Regions from separate parts of the Homo sapiens genome. Here region 1 is linked to region 2. Evidence: chromatin contacts called from ENCODE Hi-C or POLR2A ChIA-PET data. All regions are on one chromosome and are shown on one strand. Each heading gives the region's core, a stretch centred on a gene start or an enhancer-like site at or near the end of the contact. The rest is flanking DNA. Distances are from core to core; before and after follow the strand shown. Region 1 overlaps APBB2 (amyloid beta precursor protein binding family B member 2). Region 2 overlaps APBB2 (amyloid beta precursor protein binding family B member 2).

Region 1 (5,322 bases), core at 307-2,806, 40 kb before region 2:
CCTGTAAATCTAAAAATGCTTTAAAAAAAATTAAGACTGGCCGGGCGCGGTGGCTCACGCCTGTAATTCTAGCACTTTGGCAGGCTGAAGCAGGCAAAATGATTAAGCTCAGGAGTTCAAGACTGGCCTTGGCAATACAGCGAAACCCCAACTCTACAAAAATACAAAAATTAGCCAGGCGTTGTAGTGCGCACCTGTGGCCCCAGCTACTCAGGAGGAGGGGGCAGGAAGATGGTTTGAGCCCTGGAGGTTGAGGCTGCGGCAAACCGAGATCATGCCACTGCACTCCAGCCTGGGTGACAGAGTGAGGCCTGTCTCAAAAATAATTGATTTTTTTTTTTTAAGAGCATGAACATGAGGTCAATTTTCTTGACTGGCTTATAAACTACCTCTTAAACTAATTCCAAAGAAGTGTAGTCCTATCGTCTTTAACAAAGAAGGTGGCACTGAAACGTGTGAATGGGGCCGACTGGGGGAGTGAGTTTGAACTAGGATCTCTAGCTAAATGTGTGGCACGTGTTTTTTAAACTTAATCTCATGCATTTATATTCCTCCTTTTATACAACACTAACATGTTTCGGGCTCCAAGTTCTCCAGCTTAATTCACTACATTTTAATTAACATACCCAGGAAGGAATTTACCACACCTCCTACTCCTCTAACAAGTAAAGTAAGTCCCAGAAAGGCTCTAGGAAGTTCCATTAAAAAAAAAAAAAAAAAAAAGTTGGCAATTTTTTTTTCCTTAAAAATCGCAGTCCCAATTCCCAAGTTCTATAGACAATCTTAAACCCAGAACTTCAAGCGTCTGTCTGTACATTAACATACTCCACCATACTATATCCGATTCCTGCCTAAAGAAGGGAGCTCAGCCTTTCACATACCCTGTCCAGAGACTCCTCTCAACTGTAACAAGAGACTCCACACTGCATTTGTGAGATCTGCACATATAAAAAGTCTACCACATATAAAAACCTTCCTATGTGGAGCTGGCCTAAGAAATCACCATCAGTGGCAGCAACTGTGTTTTTTAGATCAAACTCCTGGAAAACTACAAATGTGATAACAAGCATCAAAAATAAATATTTAACAGATGCCATTTGATAATATTCATGACAATAATAAGTAACAGCATTCGGGTATTTTATGGTTTGTGTTCCATGCTGTAATTTAGCCTCATAAAAATACCGTGATATGGGTGGTAAAGATGTCATCACCATTATATAGATGAGGAAAACGGAGGCTTACGAGTTGAAGTCAAGACACAGAACTCATTCAAATCCACGACTAGTGACTCTGTTCCTCAGGATCCTTCAAGGCCTGGCTCCATGCCAGCTGTGTTTTCACTCTCTCCACCAGAAAGACAGGATCCCTCTCATTTTTTAATAATTTTCCACAGTCCTCTTGTCATCCATGGAGGTTCTCTCTTTCTCTGCAGGCCACCTATCTGTTCATGCCTCCAATCTCCTGAGCAGAATTATATAAACCGACTCAGGCCTAGGACCTGGCTCACTCACCCAGGTCCCGCTGTGTTAACAAAGTGCCTTTGCATGCAGTGGAAGCTCCTCAACCCCAAAGGCCCCACAACCACGTGACTGATCCTGTGCTGCAAAACCGACACATGAGCAAAAGCCAAGGAACAAAAACAGACCTCGTTCCAGTGCTTCAAAACTTACGGGAAATTCAAGGTGACTTATTTTCCTTGACCTTAAAATAATGTTTAAGTTTTATAACATGGCTGATAATCATAAATGGAAAAGGGAGTTTTCTTTTCCCCTGGGGCCCTGAGCCAGCCCTCCAATTTGGGGCCAAGATTGTTGAGAAAATGTGCCACGATACTTAATTTTTGGCCAGATTCCAGAAAAAGTAGGGGAGAAAAATGAGTTTCACCATCCGTACAGCTTGGGCTGCTTTCACAGGCACCGCGCTCTTGCAAAATACAGCCTAAAATTGACTTCTGCATATTTCTCTTTGCCAAGTTGACCATTTTGTTAGTAGAACCTTTGATTCTCAGAACCTAAATCAAGTGAAAAGTCAAATATTTTTAAAAGATCAAATTATCTAAAAACTTCAGCTCTGCCTCAGTACAAAATATAAAGCTCCTGGCTTTATATACACAGATAGTGACTAATTCAGGGTGTTAACTTCTTGTACCTGAAAGAAAATGGAAGGCTTCCAAAGTACTGGGATATCACAGAAGCTGCTGAAAGAAGCAGTTTACTGAATGGTACTTCTGTGTCTTCACAGTTTTAACATGCTCAACGGTGGAAAACGAAAACTGTTTGAAGTGGCTAAAATTCAATGCTTGCTTTGTTTGTAACCAGAATAGCCAAAACTGAATATAGTTCCCCAAGATTTTTAATGTCCTGCTTACTGTATTTTTCCTTCTGCAGCCAATTAGAAATGATACTTTTAAAAAATAAAATGTTTAACTCTAGCATCAGTAACATACGTGCTTTGAATTTTTATCAGGAATGGAAAATGGAATGCGTAGAGCTACCCACATGTTCCTTGTCTTGCAAATATTATAGCATCAAATACCACAAAAATAATGAGAAATGTCCTCAAATTTCACAATTAATAAATAGTTCCTCTGTCCTGGTCAGAAAAGCAATGGAAGAATACCAGAGGGTACTTGGGAGCGTGCGTGTGTACACGCTCATGCGTGCGCATCTGTGGTGTGGCTGGTGGTGGGAGTGAGGGAAAGCGACAGAGTTGGGATGCAGCTAAGACTCCTGAGGTGTCCCCTAGGATGGAAATCCTCCACCTGCCCTCTACTCTGCCACCGTGTTGTGTGTTCTGGGAAGCTGACCCATTTAACAACAGGCTGTCTTGCCCACTGGCTCCCATTTTGGTTCAGCCAAATCCTTTCCCACCATATTCCCTGGGTCCTGTCAGGTGGCTCTCTATATAGGGTCCCCTGGAAACTGCTTCCTCCCTCACCCCTCAGGCCTAGGAGTGGGAGGAGCTTGGCTATTACTAGCCCCCGGATGCAGCCACGTCTTTGTGGCTCCTATATACCCTGTCCCCAATATTTTTTATGGCAACATTTTTAATATATGGCTTCCTTTTTTGGTTGTGTGTGTGTGTGTGTATGTGTGTATGTGTGTGTGTATGTGTGTGTGTCTGAAACAGTGTCTCACACTGTCACCAAAGCTGGAGTGCAGTGGCCCCATCTCGACTCACTGTAGCCTTGACTTCCCGAGCTCAAGCAATCCCTGACCTCAGCCTCCTAAGTAGTGGAACTACAGGGCACACCACCAGGCTTGACTAATTTTGTTTATTTTTTGTACAGACAGGAGTCTTACTAAGTTGCCCAGGCTGGTCTCAAACTCCTGGGCTCAAGCAATCCTCCTGCCTTGGCCACCCAAAGTGCAAAGATTACCAGTGTGAGCCACCACACCTGCTTGTTTTTAATATATGTTAATCAACAAGTACAATGACACTTGAGGACAGTACAAGTATCTTCACTGTTCTGACTGGGGTCTGTACAATAGTTTTCCTCCACAATAGAAGCTGACTTTTTTTGAAAATTTTTTATATAATTTAATGAAACAATTTGGTCTCCCTACCTTCTTCCCCTCTGTTCTTCAATCCATTCTAAACAACACTAGCAGATTAATTGTCCTGAAGCACCAAGGTAGGAGTGGCATTCCCTCCACACTAGAGTCCATTGTCTTCCCATTACCTACCATATGCCACCTGTTTTCTTATGGGACCTGGACTGATATGGATACCTGAAGCTTTGAACACTCCCCTAAGAAGATCCTGGCCTGTAATTCCTATTGTTTTGATCCTACTTTTATAACACTCTTAAAGCTAACTGTTGTGGCTGGTGAACTGAAAGGGTTTTTCTTTCTTTTAATCCACAAAATGCCATTATCTGCAATAAACCACAAGGCAGAGGATATATCTTGTAATTTCAGTGATTTTTTTAAAAAACATTACCAGATCAAGTTAGTTCTTTGCTCAAAGCCTTTTCGTCTCTCCCAGAATTAAAAATGTTTTAAGTCCTTATTCTGCCCTGCCGTGCCATGCCCTCCGAAACCTGTCCCTCGCCCCACCAATATTTTTCTGTCCTCACCTCTGCCCTGGCCTCCAGAACAGCATTCCCATTCTTCAAACACGCCGCACTGGCTCCACCTGGGGGCCTATGCCCCTGCAGTTCCCTCCACCTGGAATGCCACCTCCTGAGTCTTCATGTCACAAATTCCTACTCACCTGATTCTTGTGGCCAAAAGCCTTGGCCCAGCACCACATCTCCAGCAGCCCTCTCTTGCCCCAGCTCTCTCTCTCTCTCTCTCCCCCTTTGTCTTTTCTTCCTGGTGCTTCTTCCCCCCAGTGCTTACGATCCATCTCCTCCTATGAGAATGTAGGGTCCCCAAGGAGGGGCTTTTGTTAGGCTCACCATTCATCGTCACTGGCTGAACAGTGGCAAGCAGACAGCCGGCACTCACTAAATATTTGTTGAATAAATGAATGATTCGGTCGGTCAGAGAGGGAAAAGAAAGAACAGCTGGTCCACTTTCTTAATGGTTGTGGCTCAATTTCCAGTGACCAAGGAGATGCTCAGTGGTTATCTTTTGCAGATTACATTGAAGGGATTCTGTTTCTATTAAAAGATGAGCTTATGGAATAACCTGCCATCCAACATGAGGATATTCCACCCTGCATGTCAAAACCAGCACACTGCACAGTAAACAATCAAAAATATGATCAAATGTAAATTCAGAGGCTGAGTGTGGTGGCTCACACCTGTAATCCCAGCACTTTGGGAGGCCAAGGCAGGTGAGGTCAGGAGTTTGTGACCAGCCTGGTCAACATGGTGAAACTCCATCTCTACTAAAAATACAAAAATTAGCTGGGTATGGTGGCATGCGCCTGCAGTACCAGCTACTCAGGAGGCTGAGGCAGGAGAATTGCTTGAAGTTGGAAGGCGGAGGTTGCAGTGAGCCGAGATGGCACCACTGCACTCCAGCCTGGGCGACAGCAAGACTCTGTCTCACAAAAAAAAACCAAAAAACAAAACAAAACAAAAAAAAACCACAAGTAAATTTAAACGATTGCTTAAACTAGCAGGGAAGGGCAGAGATATCTGTAAAGGACCAGACAGTAAATAACTGAACACTGTGTGGACTAGAGTCTCTGTGACAATACTCAACTCTGCTGCTGTACCATGAAAGTTGCTTTTCATGGCCATCCAGAAAGCTGTGCTGCCTCAGCAGGAAGAAGCTTGCCCACAGAGCTTTGATATACAGTGCGGAATATCCTCATACATAGATGAACACAGCTGTGTTCCAATAAAACTTTATTATAAACAATGAA
Region 2 (5,175 bases), core at 1,446-3,945:
ACTCAGGAGGCTAAGGCAGGAGAATCACTTGAACCTGGGAGGCAGAGGTTGCAGTGAGCCGAGATTGCGCCACTGCACTCCAGTCTGGGCGACAGAGTGAGACTCCACCTCAAAAACCAAACAGTCAAACAAACAAAAGAGCCACGGACTCCAAAGTGCATTTCCCAAGGTAATCTCACTTGTAATTAAGAGAAGTGGGATATTCGTGGGGACAAAAAAAATGGACTCTGGAGCCAGACTGCCTGGGTTCAAAGCCTGGCTCCACACTCTCCAAGCTGTGTGGCCTTGGACATGTCATGCAGGATAGGCATAATGATACCAACTAACTCACAGGGCTGCTGTCAGAATTAAATAATACAGTAAAAGCACCTGAATTGGCTATTATTACTATGAAAATTACATCCATTTCCCATTAATGAGTCAGAGGTGAAAAGAGTATATTCTTTTCTCAGAAAAGGATTCCTATTTCTCTAAGAGTTTATGTCTAAGAGGCTATGCCCAAACGGAATCATATTTTAGACACACTAAGAAGTCATTCTGGTTTGTTGAAAGCAGTAGCTCTATGCTACAGTGGCATCAGGAACATCTGGAAAACTTTTCCAAAAGGTACATGTCTGGGCAACAGGTCTGGTTTGGAGCCCAAAATGTGTATTTTGACAAAGCAATGTCATTCTAATGCACACATGGAGGTGAGAAACACTGGTTGAAAGCAAGTCCCAACTCTACAAGACAGGTCTTTCCCAGGAGGATGGGAATAGTTCAAGGGTGTTGAGGGGTATCACTGCCCACAAAAATGCCTCTGCAACCTGTATGCTGCTGCCTGAAATTCTTTTAGCAGGATTTTTTTTGTAGCACAAACCAGAAATACATTTTAAACTAGAAAAGGAACTAATATCGATTGAGCACCTACTACATGCCAGGCCCTTTACCCATCTGTCCCGTTTCTCAAGGTCACCCCACAGCACGGTTACTATACAAATGAGGAAACTGAGGAGCAGAGAGGTTCCTAGCATAGCCGAGATTCCATCCCAGGTGTGTCTGCCTCCTGCACCACCCTGCCTCCTAGTCTATGACCTGGGCTCAGGAATCCCGGACACAGTTCCAAATCAAGGACATGAAACTGACTAAAAGGGTAGCTTTACACCCACCCCACCTCACCCTCAGGTCCTCTCAGGTTGTACTGAACCACAATCAGACCTGAAGTTTAAAGATGTAGGAAGGAGTTCTCCACTCCCACCTTGCCACCTCCTCCAAGAGAGGACTGTAGGGCAAGTCTCAAACTCACTAGGCCTTAATGCTGCATCTGTACAAGAGAAATGTATTAGCCTTAAATCGACCTTTCCCTTTCTCTATCTCTCTCTTTTTCTTTCTCTCTCTCTCTGATAGGAAACAGGAAGGAAGAAGGGAAGGGAACAGATGAATTAATATAAAGTCAGATAAAAATGGAGAAAATAACCCTATCTACCTCAAAAGGGCTATTTTTCTATGAAGCGCAAATAAGATCACAATATACACAGTAATATTAGCCGACTTACTTAACTCCTTCAGTAAATCTGCCAAGACAACAACCCAAAGAGATGAGTATTAACATTCCCATTTTTCAGATGAGAAAACTGAAATGGAAAAAGGTAAAAATAACTTGTCCAAAGAACTACAGTTTATGAATGCAAATTCAAACCCAGGATTATATCTAACCTTTTCAACTCTTAGGCCTAGTATCCTATCTTGTTGATAAAATCACTATGTAATCTGTCAATTCTTATAGAGATATTACTTTTCCCTTACTAGGAAATTTTCATGAGCTATAAAGTGCCTCTAAGCTGCAGAAAAAGCAAAGGGATGTGAATAGTCTATAAACTGCAATCTCATCCCTGGAATAAGTAAAAGAAGCTTGTAATCCTATTTGCAGCTTAATGAATGGAAAATAAATAGAAGCATCCAAAGAAAATGAAAGCAAGCAAGAAATAACATTAAGGAAGGAAGCAATAGGCTTAAGGGCAAAAAAAAAAAAAGGAAGAAGAAGGAGAAGGAGGAGGAGGAGGAGGAGGAGGAGGAGGAGGAGGAGAAGGAGAAGGAGAAGGAGAAGAAGAAGAAGAAGAAGAAGAAGAAGAAGAAGAAGAAGAAGAAGAAGAAGAAGAAGAAGAAGAAGAAGAAGAAAACATCACAGGATGCTGTTTTGCGGATACTGGAGAAACAATGCTTTTGGGAAAACATCAAGGATGAAAAACAAGGCCACGGAGGTGATTCAGACAACAGTAATGCAGTGATCCAGGGCCCAGGGCAAGCTGGCTGTAAGGAACGGGTGCGGGGCCTCACAGGTGCTGCCGGCCTGGACAGGGAAGACAAGGGCCTGGGATCAGCAGGACTTGGAAAGGAAATGACGGAAGCCCATAGCTTATGAAGTGATTAGTCAGAGTGCTTGAAGAACACCATGCACATTCCCATTTCACTCCCTGCAAATGATAGGACATGACCAGAGATTCCTTAACAGAGATGACTTTTTAAATATTAGATAAACCAGACGCAGGGAAATTTTCTCTCCAGAATGCACTCTAGTTAGCAATCAGAATGACAGAGGAGACTTCAGGGAGCTGAAGATTGCAGCAGACATAACCAGCAGTTAGGAGACCCAGGTTCAAGATACGGCTCCACCACTAATGCCCTGGGCTTGGCCGCCTTGGGCAAATCCCTCAGCGACTCAATCCATCAGCCTCCAAGAGAAGGGTGGGACAGGATGACCTCTAAGAGGCTGTGTTTGGTGACTAACTCCCTTCCCTGGTCTCCCTCTCACCCTCTTTCATCTCACATTGCAATGAGCTCTCCAATATACTTCTAGCTCAAAGAGAGGGAGGGAGGGAGGAAGGGTGGCCTAAGGATGACAAATGTGCTTAAACCTCAACATGCCTTACAAGAACTGAAAATCCAAAATATAAATCAAACTAATAAAGCCAATGAAAATTATATCTACCACTTATTGAACCATTACTATGTGCCAGACACTGTCCTAAGCACCTCGCATGCATTAGCTCACTTAATCCTTATGACGACCCTCTAAGGAAGGAGGTAGATAAGTAATTTGTCCAAGTGACACAGCTTGTGGTTAAGCTGAGATGTGAATGTGGCCTCCCGAGCCTGACCTCTTAATCATTATACCCACAGCATTAACTTTGGGGATAAGACTACCCCAGCTAATTATGATATGATGCCTCTTTGCTTTAGAATGAAATTACACCAACTCAAACTGACAGCATGTATTACAGAATGCTGCAGCTATGATCCTCTTCCCTGGCAAAAAAAAAAAAAAAAAAAAAAAACGTGGTAAGTTTGGAATTGTGATTTGGCAAATATACAGCTTGGGTGAAACCATGACTTTCATAGACACTGCTCGTTTATTCTGGAATCTCTGAGTCCAAGCCCAAAGTCTCTCTCAAAAGTATAGCATTCAGCCGGGCATGGTGGCTCACACCTGTAATCCTAGCACTTTGGGAGGCTGAGGTAGAATAACTCCTTGAGCCCGGGAGTTCAAGACTAGCCTGGGCAAGATGGCGAAACTCTTCTCTACAAAAAATTTCAAAATAAGCTGGGTGTAGTGGCAGGCACCTGCAGTGCCAGCTACTCAGGAGGCTGAGGTGGGAGGATTGTTTGAGCTCAGGAATTGGAGGCAGCTGTGAGCTAAAATTGTGCCACCGCCCTCCAGCCTGGGTGACAAAGCAAGACCCCATCTCTAAAAAGATAAAAATAAAAAATAAAGTACAACATTCCAGACACCAGGGACAATGAGGACCCCACACAGCCAACTTCTTATTTACTCAGGAGAGTAGGTGAAGCCCAGAAATGTTGAAAGAGTGGCTCCAAGTCACACAGGTAATTAGAGAGAAAGCTAGAGCTAGAATGTTGAGCCTCCCAAATTCCAGTGTAAAGTTCTTTCAATTCTTTAAAAACAAAACCCATGTCTCCTATCCCTTATTTTTTTTCCGCTTATTATAGAAACTTTCAAACACATACAAACGTAGAAAGAATGAATGAACCCCCATACAGCCAGCCATCATCCAACTTCAATGATTATTAACTCATGGGGAATCTTACCTTATTTCCACATTTATCTACTCTCCCCACCTCATCACCACCAGTTGCTTTGAAGTAAATTCCAGGCATCACACATCCTTTCATCCACAAATATTTCAGCATATATCTCTTAAAAAGATAAAATTTTTAAGAGACACTCTAAAGCATAACCACAATAGTATTAACACACCTATAAAAATTAACAATAATTTCTTAACATCAATTATCTGATCAGTGTTCAAATTTCCCCGTCTTTTTTTTTTTTTTTTTTACAATTTGTCGAATCACAATCTATACATAGATTGTGTATTGAATCACAGTCTACACATAGCAACTGGTTAAAGTATTTCTTAAATTTCTTTTAATCTCTAGGTCTCCTATTCATCTCTCTGTCTCCCTTTTTTCTAACAATTGATTCATTGATAAAATCAGATCAATTGTACCATGGGGACGATTCTGTCTCAAAGTCTGGATTTTGCTTTCTTTTTATCTCCCCACAACGCTCTTCATTGTACCTTGCATAAAGGAAGTGAGCTTAGACTCACCCATATGCATTCTTTCTCTCTCTATCTCACCCTCTACATAGACACACATACATGCTCATCATAAAATAATTTAAGAGAACAGGCAAGGCACAGTGGCTCCTGCCTGTAATCCTAGTACTTTGGGAGGCTGTGGTGGGAAGACTGCTTGAGCCCTGGAGTTTGAGACCAGCCTGGGCAACATGGCAAGACCATGTCTCTACAAAAAAATAAACAAAATTAGCCGGGCAAGGTGGCATACACCTGCGGTCCCAGCACTCAGGAGGCTGAGGTGGGAGGACGGCTTGCTGGATCCCAGGAGTTTGAGGCTACAATGAGCTCTGATCACACCACTTCACTCTAGCCTGGGCAACAGAGTAAGACTCTGTTAAAATAAATAATAAATTTTATTTAATTGTTGATTCAATTCAGCAAATATCCACTGAGTATCAATAAGGGCAAGGTGTGTGGAATAACAAGGTGAATAAGATATGGTCTTTATCTCTGGGAAGACACAATCCAAGAAAGGTGATAAGCTCTATAATGTTAATTCAAGGAAGATAAGTGAGAACTACTTAAGAGGACTCTA

The links. A loop is a pair of places that touch in the nucleus more often than their neighbours do. ChIA-PET counts read pairs that join two places held with the same protein, here RNA polymerase II (POLR2A). Pooled maps may share reads with other maps.
Region 1: a loop to region 2 is called in a pooled map, with 8 times the contacts of the local background. The contact joins two enhancer-like sites. A Hi-C loop is called at or near these places in 5 of 168 maps with a recorded cell type or tissue (Caco-2, HepG2, MCF 10A and 2 more) and 3 of 50 pooled maps. POLR2A ChIA-PET finds 5 or more read pairs at or near these places in 6 of 52 experiments (AG04450, HEK293, HepG2 and 3 more).

Annotation. Positions count from the first base shown.
Region 1 is chr4:41,118,820-41,124,141 of GRCh38, forward strand. The region is part of intron 2 of APBB2 (amyloid beta precursor protein binding family B member 2); the gene reads right to left. Among named protein-coding and RNA genes, the nearest start is that of APBB2, 93 kb to the right of the region's middle. Within about 2 kb of position 1,557, at least 19 of the 41 ENCODE cell types and tissues checked have a DNase peak (open chromatin) inside an H3K27ac peak, as active enhancers do; they include endothelial cell of umbilical vein, where a contact is called at or near this core.
Region 2 is chr4:41,157,881-41,163,055 of GRCh38, forward strand. All of the region lies in intron 1 of APBB2 (amyloid beta precursor protein binding family B member 2), which reads right to left. Among named protein-coding and RNA genes, the nearest start is that of APBB2, 54 kb to the right of the region's middle. Within about 2 kb of position 2,696, at least 6 of the 41 ENCODE cell types and tissues checked have a DNase peak (open chromatin) inside an H3K27ac peak, as active enhancers do; they include endothelial cell of umbilical vein, where a contact is called at or near this core.